Linked DNA regions of Mus musculus: regions 2, 3 and 4 are each linked to region 1. The links are chromatin loops, found by intact Hi-C in ENCODE. Cell type or tissue: heart. All regions are shown on one strand.

Region 1 (5,000 bases):
CCAAGTGCTGTGATTAAAGGCGTGTGCCACCATGCCTGGCCAACTCTTTCTCCTTTTAAGTTGCTCTCCAGAAACCCAGGGGCCTGGATTTGATAGGACCAGCAGAGTCAGGGTATAGTAGCTGGCCACTGTGCACCTTGGGGGAAAGGAACCTAATTACTTCCCTTTCTTCCTCCCTAGGACTGTGAGGAGTGCATCCAGCTAGAGCCAACCTTCAGTAAGTGCTTTTCATTTTTCTCCTGGGCCCTGCTTTTGCCCCCAGAGATGATTAAGGTTAAAGGCTTTGAAGCATGTAGGCAGAAGGGGAGGATCGCAGTCAGGAGCTACTGAGTTGCTGTCTGACCTGTTCTGTTTGTAGTCAAGGGTTATACACGGAAAGCAGCTGCTCTGGAAGCCATGAAGGACTATACAAAAGCCATGGATGTGTACCAAAAAGCGTTAGACCTGGACTCCAGCTGTAAGGTAAGCTGCTGTTGGCCTATAACATACATCCCCGTTGGTTTCTCCTTTGGGTGTTTTCTCTGGTCCTTCATGTCCTTCCCAAATGCTTCAGTTTCTCTTGTCTCTCTTTTTTTCCCCTTTGTCAATGATCTGTCATCTTGGACCTGCTGAAGCAGTGAGCCAAATAGTGTTGACCTGCCTCCCTTGATCTTTTCTGGAATGCAGGAAGCAGCAGATGGTTACCAACGCTGTATGATGGCACAGTACAACAGACATGATAGCCCTGAGGATGTGAAGCGGCGGGCCATGGCTGACCCTGAGGTGCAGCAGATAATGAGTGACCCAGCCATGAGACTCATCCTGGAGCAGATGCAAAAGGACCCCCAGGCTCTGAGCGAGTAAGTTGAGTGGGGAAGTGAGAGGGAATTCTATCATTCTTTCAATGTATGATTTGAGGTTATGTGCCTGAGCATTTTACCTACATGTATGTATGAAGAGGGTGTCAGACCCTCTAGAACTGGATATACAGAGGGTTGAGAGCCACTGTGGATGCAGTAAGTGCTCCGAGTTCTCTCTCCATCAATAACCACTGGGCCATCTCTAGCCCTGAATCCTATCAATCTTAACAGAAAATACTGGTGGTACAGAGAGCCTGTGAGCTTGCTTTTTCTGTTAGTCTAATAGCCTAAGCTTCTGTTGGGAAGGCCAACTATGCTAGGCTTTCAGCTGTGCAGACAAACAGTAGCATAGGCAGGTTCTTTCTGTCCTGTCTGGTGAAAAGGACTTTTGCATGTGCAGGGTCTTTGAGAATGCTCTGCAGCCGAGGAACTTGGGTGGAAGGAGACTTGTTCAGTTAACTGTATCTTCTTCTCCTAGACACTTAAAGAATCCTGTAATAGCGCAGAAGATCCAGAAGCTGATGGATGTGGGTCTCATCGCAATTCGGTGATAACTTGCTTTTCCCCCTCTTCCCTTCGCCAATGAGGAAGGCGAGCTGGGAAGGTGGCGAGCAGCACTGGGCAGAGGGGGGGAGAAGAAAGGCTTATCTTTATATTTATACATGCCTACAAGGAAGACAGACTCATCCAGCGCCACCTCGGGCCCTCCCAGCACACGCATGGTCTCTTCACTGCTGCCCTCAATCCGAGTGTCCTTCCCTGCCCAGTCCTAGCCTCCCCGTCACTGTCTCGGCTGCTCCCCCATAGTTGGTTATTTTTTATTTGGGGCAGTGGGTGCATACGGGGAGGGGAGGGTGTTCTTCCCAACCTAGGGTCCCAGCTGTCTTCACCTGTTCTTACCCACGTCCCTCCTCAATAAAGAAGCCAGTCAGGCGTGGTTATATGTTGCTACGGTCTCCAGTGACTTTCTTCTCTTAAGACACAGTAGTGCTGAATTGGAAGCCAACACAAAGCCTTTTCTTGATGGCCTTGAAAGAAAGGTCGCTGAAGAGTGAGCTGTTTGCTTTGTCAGGGTGGCCACTAGGTGGAAGTGTCGCTCAACAACTGATGACCTACCTGCATTCTGATCAGCTTTGGGTTGATGTTCTGTGCAGTGCAGTCTTAGAGTGAACCTGCTAGGTCAACACTAGAACCTAACCTAGACTCAAGGTGGGTCAGAAAGCAGGCCTGAGACTAATACTGACAACAGCTCCTGCTGCTCCAATCCTGAGCTCCACACCACTATCTTCCTCCCACACTGTGACCAACACTGAACTTCCTCATTTGCTCCCAAAAGACTGCTTCCTGGGCTAGCAAGATGCTGAGTCCAGCACCAGGCTGTACTATGTCTTACGTTAGCCTAAACTAGCTTCCTGTCCCAACCCCAGGACTCCTCAGAGCAGCCTCTCCTAGTCACACTTAAAAAGCCTTACCTTGGGAGGAGAGGTTGGCACATACCCTTAATCCCAGCACTTGGGGCAGAGCAGGCAGATCTCTGAGTTCAAGGCCAGCCTGGTCTGCAGAGTGAGTTCTGGGACAGCCAAGGCTACACAGAAACCCTTTCTGAAAAAAGAAAAAACCACGTCCATTAATGGTAGGCTGCTGCCCTGAAAAGTCTACGTTCCTGCTCAGTTCCTTAGAGCAATTTGCATCCCAGTGCCTGGCATGGACATGAGGCTGTTGGACCACCAGAACCCTCTAAAGAGACGGGATAAAGGGTCCTGGAGGAAATCACATTGAGGTTTTATGAGGCAGAGAGGCTCTAGCATGTCACTGGACAGATTTAAGGCTGGTAGGTTTGGAAACAAGTCCTGTTTAAAGGTGGGAAGGACTTCACTGCTGACTGTAGACAGTCCCACTAAGAGCAGGCTGGAGCCGGGCAGTGGTGGCGCACCCAGCACCACCAGGGCCAGGTGGATTTCTGAGTTCGAGGCCAGCCTTGTCTACAGAGTGAGTTCCAAGACAGCCAGGGCTATACAGAGAAACCCTGTCTTGAACAACAACAAAAAATAATAATAAAAGAAAAAAGCAGGCTGGAGGTGCAACCAGTAGATGCCTGGGGGTGGGGTAAAGAGAACTTTGTGGTGTCACCCCAGCACTGTTCTTCCCTCATTTCCTGTGGTAACAAAAGCAAGGGCCCCGTGGAGCCCTCTGCGTGCTGGCAGTGTGCTTCCTGTACCCAGCAACAGCCCGCCCTGGGGAGGGACTAGTACAACTTTCATGATAAGGCCACTACAGGCTGACCTCTGAAGGAAGCAACTGAGCAGGACCAGGCCAGACCAGGGTAACAGGTGTCCCACTGCCACCTGCAGCTGCAGCCCGTTGCAGGCTAGGTAAGTGAAAGACCCAGGAGGACTCACTTGTCCCCTGCTCCGCCATTCTGTGCAGAGCAGCCACACTTGCCACCACCCTAGAGGCTTGGGTTAGAGTACTGGCTGTGAGCTGTGGGCCAGGACTTGTTTCTGAGATAGGTGGGCCTGGCAGAACTGTGAGTAGGAGAGTTGACCTGTTCTGGTACCTAGCAGGGTACTTTACAATGAGTATTGGGCCTTGGTGTCCCCACCTGTGAAACCTGAATTGGCAGGACAACGTGGACTCTAAGGAACTGTCTCTTCAGCCCAAACACTTAGGATAGTAAGAGGGTTTTATATTGACTGGATCACAGTAGCTCTCTGTACCAGTGTCCCCAAAGCCTACCCACCTACCCAGGGTACCCTAGGACTCCTGCTTATTTCTAGGCAGCCCACTGTCTACTCACCTTGTCTCAGCAGAAACAGCCGCAGCCATGGCGGGTATGAAGACAGCCTCCGGGGACTATATCGACTCTTCCTGGGAGCTGAGGGTGTTTGTGGGCGAGGAGGACCCTGAGGCCCAGTCTGTCACACTCCGAGTCACGGGGGAGTCGCACATTGGTGGGGTACTTCTGAAGATCGTGGAGGAAATCAGTGAGTCCCCGTGACCCTATGTATCCAGTCATGACAGCTCTCCCTGGCTTTTCTAGGCCATTCTCGCCTCTACTCATAACCTTGTCACAGTGACTCAGGCAACAGTCTTTAATTATTTGGTTCCAAAGAAGGTATTTCTTCAACTTCCCCTCTCCATACTTCCTCCAGCTCCTACTGGTTCTGTCTAGTCTCCAAGAGACAGACAACATGGTCCCCTGTGTGTCTTGCCTGTGCCGAGGCTTATTATGTTCCTGAGGGATGGCTAGGAGGTTCCTGGGGACCTGGCACCTACTCTCCTAAATTTCCTCCCCAGCAAACCACTTGGCAGGCTGCTGACAGTGGGTGAGAGGCCCTGCCCCCACAGGAAGTTACGGCAGAGTAGGCTAGGGCGATATCAGTCACCCAGAAGGCCCCATGAGGCTTCTCATCAACTTTACCAGCAGAGAATGAGAGTTATCACTTCCTGGGAGGATGGCAGGAAAGCCCCGATAGTCAGAGCCGGAAGACATCCCACCATGAGCTCCCGATAGTCAGAGCCGGAAGACATCCCACCATGAGCTCCCGATAGCCAGAGACAGAAGGCATCTCACCATGAGTGTGGGTCCTAGGCCTCTGGAATTGGGACAGGGATAGAAGGCAGGTTTTCTAGACCCACCCAACCCTCTATGTGTATGCAGTCCAAGACGGACCAGAGTGACTGAGCAGGACAAGCCCCAACACAGCCAAATAACAGGGTTGAGACAGAAGGGAACTGCCGGAAGCAGGGCCCAAAGAGGCTGTGAAAGCAGAAGTGGGAAGAGGGTTAGTCCCTCAGAAACTGGATGTCAGACGAAGCTGGAGACTTGACATGGGTCAGGACAGAGGGGCTGGGGATGTTAGGAGTCTAGGGCAAGAACCCCAAGAGTGCTGAACACCCAGCCACCTAGACCTCACCCTGTACCACTGCTGGGCTCCATGGGCCAAGTCACTTCAGTTCCAGGATCTCAGTTCCCTGAAATAGGGGCATTATCCCCAGTCCTCCACTGCCAGGCGTGGTGAGGCCAACCTTCCTCATGATGGCATGCTGCTGCCAAAGGCTAAGAGCTTCCTGCAGGAGCTGACAGTAGACAGAACAGGAGATTTCTAGAGAGGCCTCTACAATAAGACAGACCTAGCCTTGATGCCAAGGACTTGAAAA
Region 2 (5,000 bases), 150 kb after region 1:
TATCCTCTGACTCCATCTCCTTGGTACTAAGATCACAGGCCTGCCCCAGCACACCTAGCTGGAGGCTCATTGTCTTTATCTTCCAGTGGGAATTCTCTTAGTCAGGAGCTTGACCTTGGGTGCCTTCTGGATCTTGGCACCGTAGCTTCCTGGATGCATGGCCTCAGGCATGGGAAAGAACATACTGCACCTTGCTTACGTGGGGATAATAACAACTGTTTTATGGCTGGCAGCAAAAGGGTTAATACAAATGCAGAGCTGAGCAGTCTGTGGTGGCTGTAGATGCCACACATGCTTGGCAGGGACATCAGTTCCACAGGAGAGACGAAACCATCACAGAACACAACAAGTCTGGGATGGGGCTTGGGGTCCTCAGAGAAAGGGGAAGTCTTTTGTGAGAAGTGGGCAGTTGACAGAGTATAGTAGGGGTGAGAAAGAGGAGGGGGTCCTTGTGAAGTGGAGTGAGAGAGAGACAGAGAGAGAGAGAGGAATGGGAAAAGGACATAGAAGGGACAGAGGAGAGAAGAAGAAAGATCAGATTTGTGTATTACTCTTTTATATTACTTAACAAAATACCTTGCAGAAACAAAGGAAGATTTTTATCTACTTATTTAAATTTTATTTTTATTTTAAAGATCAGTTAATTTATTTTTAATTTTAAATGATTTATTTATTTTTATTTTTTATTTTCTGTGCACTGGTGTTTTGCCTGCATGTGTCTATGTGAGGGTGTCAGATTCCCTAGCACTGGAGTGACAGACAGTTGTGAGAGTCCATGTGGGTGCTGGGAATTGAACCCTGATCCTCTGGAAGAGCAGCCACTGCTCTTAACTGCTGAGCCATCTCTCCAGCCCCCAAGATTAATTTATTATTGTTATTATTATTATTATTTGGTTTTTCGAGACAAGGTTTCTCTGTATAGTCCTGGCTGTCCTGGAACTCACTTTGTAGACCAGGCTGGCCTCGAACTCAGAAATCTGCCTGCTTCTTCTTCCCGAGTGCTGGGATTAAAGGTGTGCGACACCACGCCCAGCTTAATTTATTATTTTTTATGTGTATAAGTATGCTTGTTCACCACCTGCATGCATGGCCTGTAGAGACCAGAAGAGAGCATGGGAGTTTCTGGAGGTGGAGTTACAGATGATTGTGAGCCACTATGTGGGTTCTGGGAATGGAACTCAGGTACTCTTATCAGAGAAGCCATTTGTTTTTGAGGCAGGATCTCACCTATCTCAAGCTGAACTTGTTATATAATTGAAGATGGTCTTGGACACCTGATGATTCTGCTTTCACTTCCCAAGTCTGGGATCATCAGAGCATGTGCCACCAGTCCCTGGTATATGCGGTGCTGGGACTTGAACCTAGACCATCATGCATGCTAGGCAAGTACTCTACCAACTGAGCCGCAGACTCAGCCCATGATTTCAGAGGGTTCTGTCCATTGTGTTGGGGGAATGCATGGTGGAGAAGCTGGATTCACATCATGGCAAAACAGGAAGCAGAGAGCAAGACAGGAAGCAGTCAAAATAATGCACACTCAGGACCTTCCCCTCTTCCCCTCGAGATCTTTTGTTAGCTGACAGGGTCCAGTTTCTTATTGTTTTCAGAACCAAAATAGAGCCCCATCTGGGATCCAAAACGTCAAGCCACAAGCTGTCGGGGGACATTTCAGATTAAAATCTTAGTAGTCAGAGTTGTTTCTTTCTTTCTTTTTTTTAAATTTATTTTTTTGTTTGTTTGTTTAGGGTTTCTCTGTGTGTCCTGGAGCTCACTCTGTAGATCAGGCTGGCCTCAAACTCAGAGGTCTGCCTGCTTCTACCTCCTGAGTGCTGGGATTAAAGGCATGTGCCACCATGCCTGGTAGAGGGGCCTTTTCTTCAGGGCTTTGAAGGTCACAGACAGAGCTTCCAGGGAGAGGCCATTGGAGAAGGCTCAGAAGGAGATGGAGGTCTGTGTCCTAGTGATGCCTAGAGCCTTGGGGAGAGTCAGGGAAGGTGCCCTAGAAGTGAGACTTTGGGGAGAACAGGAAGGAAGGTCTGGCTGATTGACAGGTGGTAGGCCTGGGCTGGGCTTCACTCCTTTCAGATGCAGCTGCAGCTGGCACTGGGTGGCACGCGAGTTGTTGGCACCTGGTAAGCTATGGGCAGAGCACTCACATTCCAGCTGGATCTGGCCTCCTACCTAGGCAGCATGGGTCACTGAGCATTTCTGAACCTGAACAGTTTCTCCCCCAGGTGGCTTGAAGGAGAGTCTCTGTGGAGCTGCCATCCAGCCCTCAAGGCTGTTTCATATTTTGAGTTTCTGAATCTGGGCCATGAACCACCTGAGTAGAGGGTGGGGAAGCACCCAGGCCACATCCCACCAGGGGGGACCCTAGGTCAATCAGCTAGAGAGGAACAGTTTCACTGTGGCTGAGGCTGCCTGGCCACGCCTCTGGCCCCAGTCACAGAGCCCCCCTCCTTCTGGCCTTCCTGTTGGATCATGGCTATGCAGAAATCTCAAAACCAGAAGAGAACTGAAGGCTGCAGCCTTTCCCAGCCTGGCCTTGTTCAGACCTAGTAGTGCGCCCAAGGAGGGCATAGTGGAGTCCACAATCCGTTTGTCTGTCTGATGGTCTCAGCTTCTTGCCCTTCTCTTGGGTCCCTCTGCTGGACAGCAATGTGAACTGAGCCCTTTTAAAATCTGCCACCAGTGGGAAGGGTGACACAAGCCTGTGACCCCAGCAATTAGCAACCTGAGGCAGGAGAATCTTGGCTCTGAAGCCAGTCCCAGCTATACAGTGATATCTTGTCCCAGACCAAGCCAAACCTGATAGATAACTCGTAGCTTGTTTGGTTGTTTGTTTTGGTTTCATTTTTGCCAGACAGGGTCTCTTCTGTGTAGCCCTGCCTGCCCTGGAGCTCACTCTATAGACCAGGTTGGCCTTGAATTCCCAAAGATCTGACTGCCTCTGCTTCCTGAGTGCTGGGTTAAAGGTGTGCGCCACCACCTTTGTATTTTGAAACAGAGTCTAGAACCTGCTAACTACAAAGCAGAGGCGGGGGTTGAGCTTGACATCATTCTACTTCAGCTTCCCCTGTGGCTGGGATTAGAAGTCTGTGCCACAGATCCCAGAGTTTTTAAAACAGAACTTCATGTAGCCCAGGCTGGCCTTGAAGTCCTTACGTAGATAAGGGTAAGCTTGAACTTCTGATCCTCCTTTTAGCTTTGGTCTTTGCTACATTGTGGGTTCTTTGGTCTTTGCTACATTGTGGGTTCTTTGGTCTTACTACATTGTGGGTTCTCTGGTCTTGCTACATTGTGGGTTCTTTTCCTCCCGCCCTTTATCTCCCACCACCCCGTTTCACTTCCTAACACTAGACAGGAGAGAAAAAAGGATAGAGAGAAGGGAGGAGTTAGGAAAATCCCTGAATCTAATTTCTTTCTTTTTGTTTCTTTCTTGACCATGACTATTAACAAGCTACAACCAACTTCCCTAAAATGACCACTAACCAGCAACCCACCTACGGGGACCCTAGCATTTATGTAACTTCTGAAAAGTCCCCAGAATTGTAGATATCACACAGTCACAGAAATTATCTGCTGGCAAAACTATGCTTCTGCTAGAGCACGAGGCAAATCATAATCAGCTATTGTGGACAGTTGAAGCATGCAGAGAGCTCTTGGTGCTGCTTCAAGGATATTGGCAAGAATATTTGACATTGGCTTAGGACAAGAAAGTGGGCTCAAGATAAATACAGCTGAGGAAAGTGTTCCTTTTATCTTGATCATCTCAAAAGTCTGGATACAATGATTGCGGGACTTTTGTTTATACCTTGTTTTTCCTTGACCAAGAACTGACCCTTTGTTTTGCATGTACTTAAGAGTGATATAAAAGCAGCTTGGGAAAAAATAAACCTGCTTTGGTGCTTGTTAGAGTTATACTATCATCGTGTCTAACTGTCTTTTCTTTCTTTAATCCTCGATCCCTCCCTGGAGACCTTGTTGACTGACTGAGTGGGCCGGGTCAGGTGGTTACCACAATGTGAGGGCTCAGTGAAGGACATCTCAGGAATTGGAAGCCAGTGCATAAGAAAATAAAGAAAATCTGGGCCAGTGGTGAGTAAACCCTGTGTAAGATGGGCAGGGTAATAGAATGCTTTTTGTACATATGCTCAGAGGCTAAAATCTAGAGGAGTGAAAATAAGTCAAAAACAGCTTACCCAGTTTCTGCTTTTTATAGAAATTTGTCCCTGGAGAGGCCCATTGGACACGCAGACTTTATGTGCCCCAGTACAGGGGAACGCCAGGGCCAAGAAGGGGGAGTGGGTGGGTAGGGGAGTGGGGGTGGGTGGGTATGGGGGACTTTTGGTATAGCATTGGAAGTGTAAATGAGCTAAATACCTAATAAAAAATGGAAAAAAAATAAATAAAAACTCAGAACTAAAAAAAAAAAAAAAAAAAAAGAAATTTGTCCCTGGTTCCCTGAGGAAGATATGATAAATTTACAGACATGGAAGAAAGCAGGAGAGAGGATGACAGGGTACTTACTATCCAACACATGGTCCTGAAAAAATTCCCATAGACAGAGAGAGTTTAGACGTGAGAGGGAGAAGTGGGTTTCAGTCACCCCCCTCCCGGAAGTGTTTCACGCTTTGGTGAAAGAGAAGGAAAGTGAAAGTAAGCTGTTCCCAGCGCTCTCCTAGGGTCAAGAGGAGGTCAGGAGACGTCCTGCCTGCTTCCTCTCTGCCTAGTCCTCTGGCTTCCTCTCTGCCTAGTCCTCTGGCTTCCTCTCTGCCTAGTCCTGGTTCTGGGTCCCTTTGGTGAGACATCTGGTTCTCTTCCCTCTTTGGCTAATGTCTATCTTTGGAGTGCCAGTCTGTCCATGCCTGTCAGTTTATGTCTGTGGTTTCATTTTGTTTCTTGATTGTTGCTCTGTGTTTCATAAACTTCTCTGTGAGGAAGCTGTTTCTCCTACAAAAATCTGACTGTGACTATTGGGTTTAGAAGGTGACAAGGTG
Region 3 (5,000 bases), 95 kb after region 1:
GCTGCCGCGCATGCGCCATGCATGTCTCTTGTGTTGTGCCCTTATCCCCGGGCACAGGGGTTGTTGGCCAGTCTGGCTCCCTTCCAAAATGTGGGCTTCTCTGACATTGAGACCCGGACGGTGCGCTAACGGGAACATTGGAGTAAATTCAGGTTTGTCAGAGACTCAACCACCTCGTTCTTCGTGGATAGATAGGGCTGTCAGGGTTAGCAAATAAGAACTCAGAGAGGCAAGGTGGTAGGTAGTACATGTCTGTAAATCCCAGCACTTTGTAAGCAGAGCAGAATCAGGAGGATTGCTGCGAGTTTAGACTTGCCTGGGTTATAGAATGAGACTCTGTTTCAAAAACAACAGAACTAGAAAGGCCAGTTATATGTGAATTTCAGATGAACAACGAATACGATTTTAAGCTATGTCCCAAATATTGCATGAGTCGTCCTGGTTTTGTAATTTATCTGCATTTTGCTAGCCAAATACAGAGAGGCAGTGAAGGTTGAAACAAACCCGAGGCTTTCAAGAAAGGTTCCTAGAGAAGGGAGTGCTTTTGGGCCAATGCAGGAAGGGACAGTGTGGCTCTGGGATCATCCACAGGCTGAGGTTCAAGGGTCAGGCAAAAAGGTGGATGCAATTGGTAAAAGGGCAGCTTTCGGAGCTGCAATGGGTCGACCCCTTTTCCTCTCTGTGCAGATGGGTGGCCTAACGGCACAGGCTGCTAGCTGGACCGGCACAGTGACAGCGCGAGTGACCCAGCGAACTGGGCCCAGCGCCCCGCCGCCAGAGAAGGAGCAACCACTCCTGCCCTCCTCTTTGCCGGCACCGCCTGCTGTTGTTGAGCCAGCCGGCAGGCCCGGCTCCCCTGCACCCGCAGAGAAGGTTGAGACTCCGTCCCCGCCCACGGCCTCAGCTCTGGATTACCCCAGTGAGAATCTGGCCTTCATCGACGAGTCCTCAGACACGCAGAGTGAGCGTGGCTGTGCCCTGCCTCGGGCTCCTCGGGGTCGCCGCCGACCCAACCCATCCAAAAAGCCTTCCAGACCCCGGGGTCCTGGGCGACTCCGAGACAAGGCCGTGCCGGTGTAGGGGCAGGATCTCTGGACCCGGATCCCACGCCAGGGCTTTCGCTCTTGCTGATGCTCAGGCATGCTTGGCTTATTTGACCAAAGAGCCGTCCCTCTTTTGTTCCACGTGGTTGCAACCCTGACAGGAGTCCAGTGGTTGCCAAATGCCACCGCTCTTCCCTGGCTGGTTCTTCACATCCAATCATTTCCAAAGCCCACCATCCAAGGCTTTCTGCCTCGCTCCCCTGCCGGTTTTGACCCTCACACCTCACAACTGTGCCTCAAAACCTGCACCAATAAAACAAAAACTCTGCACTACCGAGTGCATGCTCCTGGGTCCCAAGTGGGTGTGCGAGTGCTTTTCTCGCGCCACCATGGGCTTATATCAGGCCCACTGCCGTCCTTGGGCCCCCACACCGGACAAGTCATGCTCTTTTGGTTAAGTTCAGGTATTCAGACTCTTGTCTCTGCCTGGAGGAGACCCGGACTCGAAACTGGACTGGGTACTTCCAGTCTTGGCATTGATATTGGGGGTGGGAGCAACTTAGAGTCTTGATGCAATCTGCAGTTTGAAGTCTCCTCCCGCGAGACCACTATAACCATCCGGGAGGAGACTGCCCCTCCCCCTTCCTGGAGCGTGACCCCCCTCCCTTCTCGATTGAGCCCTGTGGATACTGGTCCGTTGGTGCAGGACGATGGAGGAAAGCGTCAAAGTAAGAAGTCTGCCCGAGTTCCCCAAGCCCAGACGAACCTTAGTACTCCTTCAGGTCTTTAGAGTAACCTGCCATTCAGCCTGGGGGCTTGGCAGCTCTCCTAGAGTCCCCAATCCCAGTCCAGTCTCCCTGCTCCCTCCAGCTCCCTGAATTCCTTGGCTACCTTACCTGTGTGTGACCCGCAGCCGGTGCCCAAACACGCAAACCATCGCCGCAGCTCGGTCAGATCCAGCCTGTACGGAGATGTTCGTGACCTATGGAGCACGGCCACGATGTCCACAGCGAATGTGTCGGTATCCGACGTCTGCGAGGACTTCGACGAAGAGGGCAAATCTGTAAGAAACAGGATTCGCAAGTACAGCCAGACCATTTCTATTAGGGACAGCCTCAACCTCGAGCCAGAGGAGATCCAGCAGCAAGCACGTCGAGAGCTTGAACTGTGCCATGGCAGGTCCTTGGAGCATGGGGAGGACCACGAAGAATCTGAGACCTCCTTAGGTCAGTATAGCCTCGCCGAGGCGATGGGTGTGCCATAAGGGTGGGGCTAGCCCGGGTCTTAAAGTGCCTTCCTGCAAAATGGGGGTAAGCCCATAGAAACCCAAGTTTCTAGGATTTCTTAGGAGAGGGCTCAGGCGAGAACCGTTCACGCTTTAACTCAGACATTCTCTGAGCTCCCCCTACCGGGCAGGCGTCCTACTACGAGGAACCCGGGAAACGCACAGGCAAGCAGGTCAATGAAGACCTAGTCAGTTTTTTGTTTGTTTTTTTTGTTTTGTTTTGTTTTGTTTTGCTTTTTATCTTAATGTGGTGCTGGGGGTCGAACCGAGTACATCACTCTTGGTAGGAAAATTCTTTACCACTAAGCATATTTCGAGCCCTCCCTCACCTGTGCGTTTAATTTCATCACTGCACCAGCTGAAAGGACAGAATTCCTTCCCTGGCTGGGATCTGGCTGTTTGGAAGTCTCTCTTTTGGTCAATAGTTACTTTATTGTTGCTTTGTATTTCTTTTTGGAATGAGAGTCTCACTGTATAGCCCAAGATGACCTTGGATCTTGGTATCTTCCTGAGTGTTGGGGTTACACACAGTATGCCAAGCACTGTTTGAGATGTGTATGTGTCCATCCTCTGTCCCGTCCGTTTCCACCTTCATCAAGCAATGAGTACTGATAAGAACCCAGTATTCAGGAAGCTGTGAATTCAAAGCTAGCCCGGTCTAGATACCAAGTTCCAGGATAGTTAGGTCCACACTGTGGGAACATGTCTAAACAAACAAGAGTGATACAGATATAACAATTGATTTATATTAAACTTGTTACATAAGCATAGGACTTCTTGTACTGTGACCTTTGCATGGCACAACTGCCATAAGAGACTGTTCTGGACTGAGGAACATAGCTTACTGGTAGAGTTCTTTCGTAGTTTATACAATGCCCTGCATTCAGTTCCCAACAATACACTTTCAGAGGGCACACAATTCTCACAAGAGGGAATTCCTATGAATGACTCCAAGTCTCACACAGCGGGACAGTTGGTTCTGGATCTCAGCCGGGTGGGATTCTAAAGCCTAGGGCTGAAACCAGTGTCCCCTATGACCTTTGATGCAGGGTGTAGCTGCAGCTATTCCCTGAACCCCACTCCCACCATGACCCAGGAGCCTGACCAAGACCGATTTCTCTCTTCATTTCTCCAGCATCGTCTACTTCAGAATCACTAATATTCAGCCTATGGAAGCCACATCGAACCTACTGGACAGAGCAGCAGAACAGGGTTGGAGGATACTACTGGGGAGACTACTGGGGTTGAGTAGTGGGCAGCAGCAGATGGGCAGGTTTCAGGAAAGTGGGGCAGGCAAGCTGGGGAGGTCATGTGGGGACCACTTCAGCTTTCCATGGAACTGGTTGAGTCTCTTGTTGCTTTTCCAGCTGCCTCTGCCTCTGATGGAGCTCATGGAGACTGAAGTTCTGGATATTCTCAAAAAAGCCCTCATCAGTGAGCACTCCACCCCCACCCCCACCCCAGCTTCCACAAAAGATCCTGGTGGCTTTGGCAGGGCTTGGGGCTGTGGAGTTTCAGGATATGTAGTCTTGTCAGATCCCCTTAGCACTCACAAGGATGCCCTAAAAATTAAAAGTCAAGAGAGTAGGCACAGGCCGACTCAATGGAGTGAGTGACTCAGAGGACTTAAAATAAGCCCCTTTCTAGCAAGTCTGTTTTCTCTGCTTGTTCAGTGGAGTGACAGCCTTTGGGTAGCTTTGCTTCACTCCCAGGTGTGGGAGCTGTGACACATCGGGATTTTTTTTGGGTAAATGTACTGGATATTGGATTATCTGCGTAACCTTCTGCTCATGGTATATGAGCACATAGAGGGAAGAAAGGGCCAGATAACTAGTTAGAGTGAGCGGCTCAGGAGGAGGTTGGGTCTCACTGCCTCTGTTCAGGCTTGCAGCAACTTCTTCAGCCTTCTTCCCCTCCATTCTTCACATCGCACCTAGGAGACCCAAAATTCCCCAAACTAACACAGATCCAAATCCAGCACTAAATGCCACCTCAAATCACCTGTGGTTCCTCAAATGGGGGAAGCCCTTTGCTGCTGTTCATGGCCCTGAGCTCAGCTCTTCCCTCTCCCTAGCATATAGGTCCACGATTGGCAGGAACCACTTCATGACTAAAGAGCTGCAGGGATACATCGAAGGGATCAGGAAGCGCAGGAACAAGAGGCTGTACTTTTTGGATCAGTGAACCTCCAGCTCAAGTGGCCGACGAGACGTCCGCTCCGTGTCCTTTCCGGTCCCTCGAACCCAAGCTCAACCTCATCTGCATGGAATTTGAATCCTAGAGAAATTAAAGAGTCTATGCATGGTCCCAGAGTCAGTGCGTGGCTGCTTGCGTGAGGCGGACGCACGTGGCCCCGCCTTTCCCCGTGACCTTCATTCGGTCACCGCAGTGACCTTGAGTTTTGTCCGCTCGTGTCTCACCTCTGCCTTTGAGGAACTCGCAAACCAGGGCTACTTGCATGTTTTAGGTCTGCTTCTCCACTTGAGGGTCCTCAGGGGTGCTGATCTACCAAATCTGTCAAGTGTCCCATCAACATAATGGGGTGGGGTGGGGAGCAGCACCCTGTTAGGCCCCACCCCTTATGCATATGCAGTTACATAAACCCGCCTTTCATTTACATACACGTTCAACGCCCTCACAGAGTGAGTTCACTGAACAGCTACGCCCACTCT
Region 4 (5,000 bases), 530 kb after region 1:
TCTTCCCCAGGTTTTGACAGTTTGGGTTACACGGACACACGTGGAGCCCGTAAAGCTAAGGGATGCTCCAGGCATGTGTGTGCAAGGAGGTCTCGTGGACCCCAGATGGCTCTGAAATAGCTGCAGCCTACGTCTCCTGTTCCAATGCCCAGTCCACCACCTCCTTCTCCCCCTACCCCTCCTGTTATTCATTTTCCTCCTCTTCCTCTCGGCCACCTACACTGGGGACTGGCAGTGACAATTTCAGTGACTGCTGTACAGTCACTGGAGATGGTGGGACCCTGGTGGGAAATAGCCTGGCCAGTGCTCCATCTGAAGTGGCTTCACAGGAGAGCCCAGTAAGACACAGGTGGGAAATGTCAGCCAGACACCATGGAGAACAGGAAAGAGGGGTGAGGGAGAGCGGCCTTGACCCCCTTTCAGGGGGCGGGGGATTGATCTCAATGGAGAAGGGGGTCTGGGGTAAGGCTGGCCTTCTCCAGAGGTTCCAGCCCCACCTTTGAGATCCAGATTTCGGGCACCGTTGGAATGCTGCGTGACTGTGCGGGAGTCGATCTTCAGTGTGTGCACGTTGCCTGGGTCCCTGGACACCACCACATTGTGCCATTGGTTGTCATTGACTGGTTTGTCTGAGTTTCCCTTCATCAAGGACGGGCCATTTCCCAGGTCAAACACGTAGTGGATGTACCTGCCCCACGGTAGGGAGGAAACACCAGATCAGACGGGCACCACAGAGATGCCAGGCGAGAATGAGCTACTGCTGGCAGAAAAACCAGGGGCCTGGGGCAGAGGGGTAGACAAGGGATCCCATGGGAAGGGACCAAAAAATGGCACTGGAAGCTTGAGGCATGAAGTCTTGTCCCAGGGAGGTCACGGAAGCACTTGCTCTTGGCCCCCAAAAGAGGACCTGACAGAAGGGGAGTTTTGGTAATACAGTAGGGGTCCCCTAGAAGCAGGGTCTGAACTACTTGAGGGCGCAATTCTCCAGGGCAAGAGAAAGACTTGGCTGACTTCTGCCATAAAGAGGACAGTGGCCAGAGAAGGGACGTGACTGGGAACCCTGGCAAGGAAGTGGCCGAGGAGCCAACAGCCCAGAAGCAGGGTTGGGCTTCTCCATCTTGGCTGCAGAGGGACCCTCCTGGCTGATGACTAAAGATGTGGCTCTTGACCTGATGTCTGGGTGTGTTGAACCTTCCCAAAGGCCAGGGAGGAGCTCTATCGGGGTCAGCAGGGGACCACAGTGCCCATCCCCTCACCCCTTGACCAACTCGATGACGATGAAGTCGTTGCCGTTGCCTGAGTTGAACAGCAGAAGTCCATCTGGGGCCGTGGTCTTGAACTGGAAGAAGAGATGCATGGAAGCATAGGCTTGCAGCGTGGCTAACGCCAGGTAGCTGCTGCGACTCTTGAACGTGACAGGATCAGCCACGATGGCACGCAGGCCAAAGCGGGCATTAAGCTCACAATAGGTGATGTCTCCATCTTTGCATTGGTCCATGTAGGGTTGACCATTGAACACCAGCCCACTCAGGTGCCCGATGAAGTTGGAGGGCACCACAGAGATAAACCGCCGCTCTGTCATAATGCCCGTCTCAATGTTGTGGAACTCCAGCCGAGTGTGGGCTCCTGCCATCTGTCCTGCTCGGGACAGAAAACCAACGTCAGGGAAGGAAATAGTGCACAAAACACGGGGTCACCTCTAGAACAGGGCCTCGTCTTCCTGGAAAAGATCATGTCCTCAAACAAGGCCACAGGAAGGGATCTTACTAGATATCCTGGGCCAGCGCTACCATCCCACCACTCCGGGGAAAGCCACAGCAGTCAGTGGAGCAGCAGGCTTCCAGGAAGATGCTTGGAAGGAGCTGAAATAGTCCCTGGGGTCCAGACCCATAATAATAACTTCTCTAGAAACAACAACCCAGGCAGAGGCTACCAAACACAGCACTCTGGAAATACATCCAGCATCTTGGGTCTAGGCCACCTACCCTCCACAGTCACGTTGTCCACGGACAGCTGCAGGCTCTTGCCACGCCGGACCACCCTCACCGTGTGCCATTCATTGTCATTCAGCTTGTGCCCCGCAAACAGTGTCTCGGGGCCTTTACCTGCAGCACCAAGGGGGGAGTGAGCATAGCGCGACACATGGCTGTAGGCAGCGCCCCAGGCAGGAGGCAGCCCACCTGCACATGGATATACTCAACTTCCTGCACACACCAATGTGTACGCCCCTTGCCTCGAACCTGGAGGGCATGCAGGGAAATCTTCTACACCTGGAGTCACAAACCCCACCTCGTCCTGCCATTTTGTGTGACCGCAGAGGATACCATTGGTTACAGAATGGTAGCCAGGAACACAGGCACACCTTCCTCTGTTCTCCTACGGACCTTTAGTGTGACGCTAGCAGCTGATTTCTCAGACCTCACACTCAAAACACTACACACCCCAAAGGAAGGACACCCACAGCTTCACCTTCCATGTGCACAGCTTGAACCCACTGTGACCTTCCTGTATATTCCTGTTTAACTCTACACCCTGGAATGGCTAACCCTATGTAGCACTCAAAGAGCCTGCGTGGCCACAGACATGTTCTGTTTCTTGGAAGCTGTGACTATTGACAGTTGATTGACATATGATTGTCAACACCCACATCTGTCAGGTGTTCTGGGTTTGGCAGCACCTCTGGGCTACCCCTGGATCCCTAACGCTGTCTGCCTGGGGTTTGGGGTGCTGGCTTTAAAGGGCCTCAGGTGTGTGCACCACACTATGACACAATTGTGCCTTCCATGTCCAGATCTCTTTGCTCAGTGACAGAGAGACCTGGGCCTGTCCACATTGGCCTCCCTTCTAATTCCTGCTTACAGCCCTCACTGGCCAACTCTGAGTCCTGCAGGAACTCTGCAGACTCAGGCATTACAACGACTTAAAAGACTCTGAGGCTCTGGGCACACCCCCACCCTTCCTACCCAAATCGTCCTTCCCATGTACTTCGCCTGCCCCCTTGTGGCCACTGGTGGAGATGCATCATTAAGTCTACAGATTTTATGTTCTCGCACCAGGTGCTGCCTAGCTCCAGATTTCTTCCTCCTGTTACTGACTTGGGCAACAAGGTGCCCTGGCTCTCCCTTTCCCAGAATCCATAACCATCCTTACCAACTACTTCTTCCTGGTTCTGCTTTGTTTTGTCCATCCTGCCCTCCACAATTCCCCATCCCACCCCCATACCTGTTCCCCTCCCCACAACCCCTTGCAAGCCAATAATGAAACTGTCTTTCCCCCTCCCTCCATCCCTTTCTCCCTAAACCCCAATGTCCAGCCTCCCAGACCTCTTGGGTCGCTGCAAAAGAAGAGGCAAGCCACTTACTGGGTGCGCAGCCGACGCGCAGGCAGTCTGGGGGGGCCATGGGGTGGGCAGAGGGGGAGGGAGAAAAAAAGGCAAAAACAAGGTTTTGTGTGTAATTTTTTTTTTTACATCCTTCACAGGGAGGGGTATCTGCAGGCGGGAATTCCCCCTAGGGCCACTTTCTGGGGACCACGCGTGCCCAGGTGCCCTCTCCCCGTCCTCAGTTGGACCCATGTCCTTCATGCCCTCAAGAGGGCTCCAACCCTTCCTAGCGCCAAGAGGCAGGGCAGTCAGGTGGTGGGAAGAGGGCTTGTGTCCCCTTTTGGAGGGGCCCAGGCCTCTCATGTCTAAGGGAGACGGGCACCTTGGCAATCCCAGCCGTACAGGGGATACAGGGGATGAGGGCTTGACCGACCCCACATCTACCCAATCACTAGGAGGGAGATGGGTAAGGAAGGCCAGGGCCCCTGCATCCCCTGCTCTGGGACGACACCCTGCTTAGAGCTCAGGTGTGACATGTCACTCCTCAAGCTCTAAGCCCAAAACAGGGGTCTGCCCCAGGGCCCCCTTCCTAAGGCCATAAACCTCCCAAAGCCCCAGAGGCCAGCGCCACCTGAACAGGAACCTTCCTTCTATCTGTCCCTGCCCTGGGGGCACCGAGAACTCCGCCACCCTGCAGAACGAGTATTTTGTCAATTTTTCTAAGGAGCCAAGGCCTTCCATAGGGACACCAAGATCTGCAAAATGTGACTTCTAGGCACAATGCAAGTCACTGATAAGCAAAGGCTCTCAATCCTGGCCTGGGCTGTCCCCAGTTTCAAAGCTGGAAGGGTTTCACAAAGTTAGAAAATCCATGTCTACACAGAGCCTACATCTCAGGCCAGCAGGAGCCTCTGATCAACCCTTTGGTTGGTGGGAGTCAGCTAGCCTTCAAGGAGACAGTCTTGGGTCATTTGTTCTATACCACTTAATAAGTCCAAAGCCCTGGCCAGGCTTGGAGTGATGGGACTGCCTGGGGCTGGAGGGTGGGGCTGGAGGTGTGGTTGTGGGTGCTGGGTCCTTGCCTCAGTCCTATACACACTGAGTGACTTCAGACAGCTCTCGCTGAGCCTGGGCATCTCTTCCTCACTGCTGTGAGGCTAGCAGGTTACAGGTGTGCCCTGCTCTGACCCTGGTCTTTCAGAGAGTAGACAATCCTTAACCCTGGCTAAGAGTGACGCCCATGTGGGTTCTCCATGAACAAGCTCTGCCCGGGTGCACCGTGGCCCTGGATGCACCTGGCATCCCTTGGGCCTCGGAAGGTTCCTGCAGTGGCGGTAAACAAACACCCACTGTGGCTCTGAGGGTCATGGGCCCTGGGGCAGTACAGCTGAGCTCCACACGCGTTGTCAACCACAGCAGAGTGGGAGGAGCAGCAGGGACCCCGAGCCACAGCCTGGGCACCCAGGGAGCAGTGGGAGGTCAAAGGACAGACACAAGAGGAAGCATGGGGTCACGGAGAGAAGAGGCTGAGAAAGGCAGAGAAAAAAAAATAAATAAAGAGGAAGAACCAGGAACGATGAGGGGAAGGAGGCTGTGAGGATGAGGGGAAGGGTGCCAGGCCCTGGAGTCAGGTCCCAGGGGCTCTCTCCAAGCCAGCAGAGTCTTCACCAATGAAGGG

The links. A loop is a pair of places that touch in the nucleus more often than their neighbours do. Peaks named below come from ENCODE experiments on the same cell type or tissue, not always from the same donor. Only the 100,000 strongest peaks of a DNase experiment are listed, where the experiment ranks them.
Region 2: a loop joins it to region 1, with 3 times the contacts of the local background. A loop is called at or near these places in 2 of 42 quality-filtered maps.
Region 3: it touches region 1 in a loop (9-fold over the local background); 17 of 42 quality-filtered maps call a loop at or near these places.
Region 4: a loop joins it to region 1, with 12 times the contacts of the local background. A loop is called at or near these places in 8 of 42 quality-filtered maps.

What each region holds. Positions count from the first base shown.
Region 1 is chr19:7,017,489-7,022,488 of GRCm38, reverse strand. Fermt3 (fermitin family member 3) reads left to right here and starts at 3,020. Exons shown (of 15, transcript NM_153795.2): 1 at 3,020-3,211; 2 at 3,650-3,823. The coding sequence starts at 3,664. It overlaps Stip1 (stress-induced phosphoprotein 1), which reads left to right. Exons shown (of 14, transcript NM_016737.2): 11 at 181-217; 12 at 359-462; 13 at 667-839; 14 at 1,318-1,793. The coding sequence ends at 1,390. In heart, a CTCF peak has its summit at 1,917 (motif pointing right); DNase peaks (open chromatin) are centred at 2,198, 3,068, 4,598, 4,748 and 1 weaker place; H3K4me3 peaks cover 968 bases; H3K27ac peaks cover 2,497 bases.
Region 2 is chr19:6,869,308-6,874,307 of GRCm38, reverse strand. No RefSeq gene overlaps it. Among named protein-coding and RNA genes, the nearest start is that of Ccdc88b, 14 kb to the right of the region's middle. In heart, a CTCF peak has its summit at 2,655 (motif pointing left); DNase peaks (open chromatin) are centred at 2,497 and 4,717; H3K4me3 peaks cover 418 bases; H3K27ac peaks cover 513 bases.
Region 3 is chr19:6,922,063-6,927,062 of GRCm38, reverse strand. Catsperz (cation channel sperm associated auxiliary subunit zeta) reads left to right here and starts at 1,683. Exons shown (of 5, transcript NM_001039494.2): 1 at 1,683-1,771; 2 at 1,957-2,269; 3 at 3,464-3,540; 4 at 3,696-3,762; 5 at 4,403-4,637. The coding sequence starts at 1,754. The coding sequence ends at 4,512. It overlaps Kcnk4 (potassium channel, subfamily K, member 4), which reads left to right. Exons shown (of 7, transcript NM_008431.3): 7 at 688-1,401. The coding sequence ends at 1,080. In heart, a CTCF peak has its summit at 2,457 (motif pointing left); DNase peaks (open chromatin) are centred at 42, 1,842, 2,242 and 3,862; H3K4me3 peaks cover 3,425 bases; H3K27ac peaks cover 1,511 bases; H3K27me3 peaks cover 2,735 bases.
Region 4 is chr19:6,487,172-6,492,171 of GRCm38, reverse strand. It overlaps Nrxn2 (neurexin II), which reads right to left. Exons shown (of 23, transcript NM_001205234.2): 12 at 3,362-3,388; 13 at 1,986-2,105; 14 at 1,257-1,638; 15 at 498-688. Gm52381 (a long non-coding RNA gene) reads left to right here. Exons shown (of 2, transcript XR_003952843.1): 2 at 1-1,168. Among named protein-coding and RNA genes, the nearest start is that of Gm52381, 7.6 kb to the left of the region's middle. In heart, a CTCF peak has its summit at 2,997 (motif pointing left); a DNase peak (open chromatin) is centred at 2,981; H3K27me3 peaks cover 4,466 bases.